2 separate regions of the Homo sapiens genome follow, and region 2 is linked to region 1. Evidence: chromatin loops called from intact Hi-C (ENCODE). Cell type or tissue: heart left ventricle. All regions are shown on one strand. Links, peaks and the distances in the headings refer to the core of each region. The heading gives the core; the rest is flanking DNA.

Region 1 (2,928 bases), core at 94-2,593:
TCATCCATGGAGGTGTCCTGCCCTGGGGGCCTGGGAGGAAGGGTCCCAAATGGCCTGCTTTCTGCCGGAGCTCTGTCCTGAGAGGCAAATAAGAATAGTGAAACAGCTCTCAGGTGCAGCATCCTCAGCACATGCCAGGCTAACAGCAAATACTCACTCACGCCACATCCATGAGTTTATTCAAAAGAATAACTGAACTAATACATTGATCACCAATGTCAAATGCCTTATCAGAAGTTGAAAAAAAATCAATTCTGAAAGCTACTTAAGAAACAACAACAAAAGCAACAAGGAAAACATGTTCATCACTAATCTAGAATCGATATGTCTAGGGCTTTAAATATTTAGGATACAAAAATTCTTAAATTTTGTTTGCCTCATTCCTCAAAAGACATGGAGACATTACATAACCAGAATAATAGCAGCAGATTTCTGACTTTTCTAACAATTATGTCACGGATTTAGCTATAATACAGTTCATATTCTTATATTATAACTTTGTCAATAGAAGCCTAATATAATATTAATTATTCTACAAAGCAGGCATTAGTTCAAACTTCTATACCAGCAGTATAAGGAGATTCTATTCCAGTTATTTTAAATATTCTCCTCAAAGAATAAGAAAATGAAGGCACAGTGAGCAACTTTATTTTGAGCTTTTTGGTTCTTTGAATGGGCAATTAGAGCCAGCTGTAACACAGTATATTATTTTAGTATTTATACAAAGATGCTTTGCCTAGATCAATGTCATGAAGTGTTTCCCCTATGTTTTCATCTAGCAGTTTTATAGTTTCTGGTCTTATATGTAAGTTCTTAATCCATCTTGAGTTGATTTTTGTTGATTTGGTGACAGGTGAAGTCCAATTTCATTCTTCTACATATGGATATCTAATTTTCCCAGCACCATTTATTGAAGTGGGTGTCCTTTATACAAAGATACTTTTGTCTTCTTGTTTTCATTTCTCTATTCTTTCCCTCTGCTTCTTTTTTTTGCAGAAGTAGAAATAATTCTTGCCCTCTGCTTCTTTTTTTACAGAAGCAGAGAAAAGGGTGAGGGGATATAGGTATTTTAGGTGGTTATTTTACTCTATATATCTACAGCTCATAGAAACCAAAAGTTTACAGATGGCACAATTTAGTGATATTATCATCCATGGCTCAACAATGACGTCAAAATCATTTAACCATTTATTGAACTGAAAAGACAACAAGGATTTTAATTATAGCTGTCACCACTGGCTGCTTTGTCAATTCTATCCACATATGACTCAGGCACTAAGAGCCAACAGTCAAGAGACTGGATCTGGAGGTAGCCTATCAGGCTGTAATCTTCACAAGGTTAATGACAGAAAATCAGAGGACAGAACAGGCACAGTGGCTCATGCCTGTAATCCCAGTACTTTGAAAGGCAGAGGTGGGAGGATTACTTGAGCTCAGGAGTTCAAGATCAGCCTAGGCAACATGACAAGATCTCATCTGTACTTAAAAAATAAAAAATAAAAAAAAAAACAAACGAAAAAAAAAAACAGCCGAGTATGGTGGTGCACGCCTGTAATCCCAGCTACTTGAAAGGCTGAAGTGGGAAAATCACCTGAGCCCAGGAAATCGAGGCTACAGTGAGTTATAATTGCACCACTGCACTCCAGCCTGGACGACAAAGTGATACCATTTCAAAAAAAAAAAAAAAAAAAAATCAGGGGAAAGAAGAATTGAGCACATGTTGACGACATCTTTAAACATACCAAAATGTTTGCTTTAGATGGGCACCGGGTGTATAATCTAATGGTAATCTAAGAAGGGCTTTTGGGGAGGTCTAAGGAAGCTCAGTTATGGTCATTAGGAACATTAAGTAGCATGACTGAGAGACTATGGTTTTGTTTTTTAATAACTTACTGAAGTGAAATTCATAACAAAATTAACAATTTTAAAGTGCACAATTCAGTGGCATTTAGTATGTTACGATGTTGTGCAACCACCACCTCTACCTGCTTCCAAAACATTTCCATCATTCGAAAGCAAAACCCCTTACCCTTAAACAGCTTCTCCCCATTTTTCCCACCTCTTACCACTGGTAACCACCGATCTGCATTCTATTTCTATAGATTTATCTGTTCTGGATGTTTCACATAAACGGAATCATATAATATGTGAACTTTGTGTCTGGCTTCATTTAGCATAATGTTCTAGAGGTTCTGAAAGTTTTTATCTACTGGAGACATTTAAGCAATTTACATGTAATGGAAGTAGAAATATTTTTGCATTGTAATTTGGACAAAAAGTTACCTCTGAAGTCTTCTGAATAGTTTCCTTTTCCTGTTCAAAGCAATAACAATATTTAAGGTTGTTAGGGAAATCCTTTGTATAATTCTGAATTTGTCACATACAACTCCATAAGTTAAAATAATTTTATATCTACTTCTAAGCTACAAAATCTTAGTATTGTTTATTTTCCAAAATGTTTTATTAAAGTCTCCATTTTTGGTTTTACATACTATTTTCAATCCTTCATATTCATACTTCTTAATATTTACTGTTAAACCTAACATCTAATAATTTTCCACTAAAAACCACAAGCTCTTCATAAGAGTTTTATTTGCAAAAAGGGAAAAGATGAAGATCCCTAAATAGTTTTTTCTCAGGATAACAGACAAAAAAAAACAAAAAACACAGAACCCACCCCATCAGATGTCTCTTTCTTCAGATTGCCCAGGCTGCTGGACTTCTGCAGACTTGAAGTTCTAAAAATAACAGTAATAACAATTAATAATAAGTGGCTCCAGTGCCACTGTTTCTAAGTAAAACATCTTGGAAAGAAACTAAAATTGCGTGTGGGTTGAATCCTGGCAATAAAAGAAAATCTGGAATCAGGCAGTCACTTATGTGCTTCACTAAATGACAACATTTAGTTCTTTTAAAAGCAGGGGTGAT
Region 2 (2,928 bases), core at 144-2,643, 350 kb after region 1:
AAATACAAACTTCAAATATTTTGTTCTTGATGTGATCTTCAAGTGTAAAAGTTAGACAGTAATTTACATTAACTAAATAGTCTTTCTTGAGTTTTGGGTAACACCTATCTCAAAACTCAAAAATAAAACCAAAAAACTTCATCAACAGAAATTTTGTAAACATAGTTTTTATTCTTATCTTACCTTCAATGAAATTTTGTCCTCATGCCACCAAAACATTTTTGAAACTCAGTAACTGAACACCAAACTCAGTAGCCTCATGATTACTTTTCTAGACAATTGCTGAATTATATTGCTTTAAAAAAATAGCTGAGATATATTTTTATTACTTTATTCCTTTTTAAAGCAGCAATATCCCCTCACATTTTTTTCATAAAAATCTAAAATATCTCTAGTAGTCCCAAGTGTCTCATATTTATATTTGTTCTAAGCGTTTGTTTCATTAAGATTTTTCAGAAATAAGTGCACTTCTAAAGAGAAAGTAAATTTAAATAAACACAACAGGAAAATAATCATGGGTTGTAGCAAAACAGTTATTTTGAATGTTCTGAATTTTAACAATTCAAAGGAGAATGTGTTTGGTAGCCAGGGACCTCTATGGACTAAATTCTCAATTCATTTATTTGTAGATCAGCAAAAGACAGATAGCTGCTGCTCCTGTCAGTAAAGACTGACTGATTGATTGTCTAAGGTTTTATACAATAAAACACCAAAAATAAATGTACTTAAAATATTTTAAATTTAGAGATTTACATAAAAATATGCAGGTGTTTAAAAAACAGAAAAAGTATAGAAATAAATGAAACCCTATCTTAGGCCTTACCAACCAAAGAACATTTTTAATACTCCACACTTATTTTCCATTCACTAACTAGCTTATTAAATCAGCTACATATTGTATTCAGAAGTGGCTGGTTTATAAGCAATTCCTTATTTTCAGACAGCACAATGCTTCAATACATTTAAAGATTTAAAGCTATGTTAGTAATAAATGCATAAAAGAAAAATAACATAACTTGCTTTAATACAAAGGTTTTTAATAAAAAAGTCAAAGTCTACATTAAATCAGGAAATTGATAAATCTGAATTATACAAGCTTTCTATATACTTAGAAAAACCAAAAACACACGGTTTATAATAAAACTCTTTTAATTCAAAATAGAGTCTAATTTAAAGAAAATGTCATTATGCCCAGTTGACTAGATAGGGTTTTGTCATTTAAATTAAATTATTCACCTGAAATATGGGAAATATATAATAGAGAAAATTCAATCTCAAGGGTACTTTGCAAATTATCTAGTTAATTTGCATCATGAATCAAATTCTTAGCTTCTAAAGGGCAGACACAGTCTTTAATTGCTTTTAGATAGGCACTTAAGAAATGCTTTTGATGAGGAGAAAACCCCAAAGATTGTGAATCACTCTATTAACTCCAGGGAAGAATGAGACTCTCAACAAAGTAGCTTTCCAGAACTACCCTTCCAGTGCCAAGAAAGTAAAACTATTTGCAAGCTCTTTCTGGTAATAAGAATGAGGGAACTCAAAACAAAAAATGCTCTATTATGCAATTAAAAAGTAAACTTAGGTAAATCAGTTTCTTTTTATCAATCTCTGTCAATTTGAATTAACGGTATTTTTCAATACCATTTCAAGAATAGTTACCATACTAGAACTAGACAATGTTGCAATTATCTCATATCTTACCTATTCATTATCACACTAGCAAAACAGTCCTTTTTAAAAAAAGGGGAGCGATGTGGGGTGAGAAAATCTCATAAACCTCAGCAAAAGTTAATATTATGTTAATTAAAGGCAGTTATAATTAGAAAAATTAGAGTTAGTCACATTGAGAAATCCCCAGTTTTTAATAGCTCTCTTTCCTAAATACTCAAAAAATCCAGACTAGAAAAATGGAAGTGAACTGTTAGATAAACACGTAAGTACTCAACAAATATTTAAAAAGAAACAAACCAAAAATGGGGGAGTTGGGGGAAACAGGATGGCCTTATGAAACACTGTGGAGCTACCCAGCAGCAACATTTATAAAAGCTTGTGTAGATTTGCATAATGCTCCTATGCAATTCTTCCCCATTAGGAAGACATTCCTACAAATAATTCATCACTTTAGATTTTGATCATAGATCATTTATAATGGTTATCATGGTTGTATCTTTAAAAAATTTCATCCATTAACAGTTATGACAAACATTAGGCCATTCTTTGCTAGTATATTATTCCTCAACTATTACTAATGAAACCAAAACCTCAGAGTTGTTTGAATTAGAATTAAAATATTAAGCTAGAAAAGATTATTTAATTCTTAGAGAGATACCCAAAGAATTTGATGCTGATATTATCTCCCCTATCCTCTCATCACAACCCCCTGGCCTGCATTTACTTCCTTAATTCCATCTATATTCACCACAGTGATGTAGCTAAACAAGAACAATATTGCCCTTTAATAAGCTGACCTCTATCAAAGATCTGTCAGGTCTGAATACAGCATGCCCACAGGAAAGGAAAATTCTACTCAGTTGTGAACATCCACTCTGTTCAAGATCTTTGGTACATTTGGAGCATAAGAAAATAATGGCACAATAATACAAGTACTATCAAAGGAAAAATTTTCATCAAAAGAAATAAAAGTTAACCAGCCATGATATGTAACAACTTTCTAGAAAACCAAAGTAAATAGCTTTTTGTTCTCTATAAGTCCATTTACATGATAGAAGTTTGACATTTAAAAAAATAGTTTAATAAAAATACACTAATTCTACAAGCAGCCTTCATGGTCATGTCTTAAATTCAACTCACCATAATCAAATTAAAATAATGCCATGTCCTCTTGTTAAAAAAAGAAGTTCTCTTGTCACAAGAAAATCAACTTTACATGTTATATAATACAGTACATCTCCCTATGAGTATACA

The links. Hi-C counts contacts between places; a loop is a spot of excess contacts. Peaks named below come from ENCODE experiments on the same cell type or tissue, not always from the same donor. Only the 100,000 strongest peaks of a DNase experiment are listed, where the experiment ranks them.
Region 2: it touches region 1 in a loop (2.6-fold over the local background); 8 of 110 quality-filtered maps call a loop at or near these places.

The regions. Positions count from the first base shown.
Region 1 is chr12:27,673,577-27,676,504 of GRCh38, reverse strand. PPFIBP1 (PPFIB scaffold protein 1) reads right to left here. Exons shown (of 30, transcript NM_003622.4): 16 at 2,678-2,738; 17 at 2,284-2,313; 18 at 1-77. Among named protein-coding and RNA genes, the nearest start is that of REP15, 21 kb to the left of the region's middle. In heart left ventricle, for the core only: no CTCF peak of the experiment used is centred there; no DNase peak of the experiment used is centred there; H3K27ac peaks cover 419 bases.
Region 2 is chr12:27,323,183-27,326,110 of GRCh38, reverse strand. STK38L (serine/threonine kinase 38 like) reads right to left here. Exons shown (of 14, transcript NM_015000.4): 14 at 152-2,928. Among named protein-coding and RNA genes, the nearest start is that of BMAL2, 8.2 kb to the left of the region's middle. In heart left ventricle, for the core only: no CTCF peak of the experiment used is centred there; no DNase peak of the experiment used is centred there.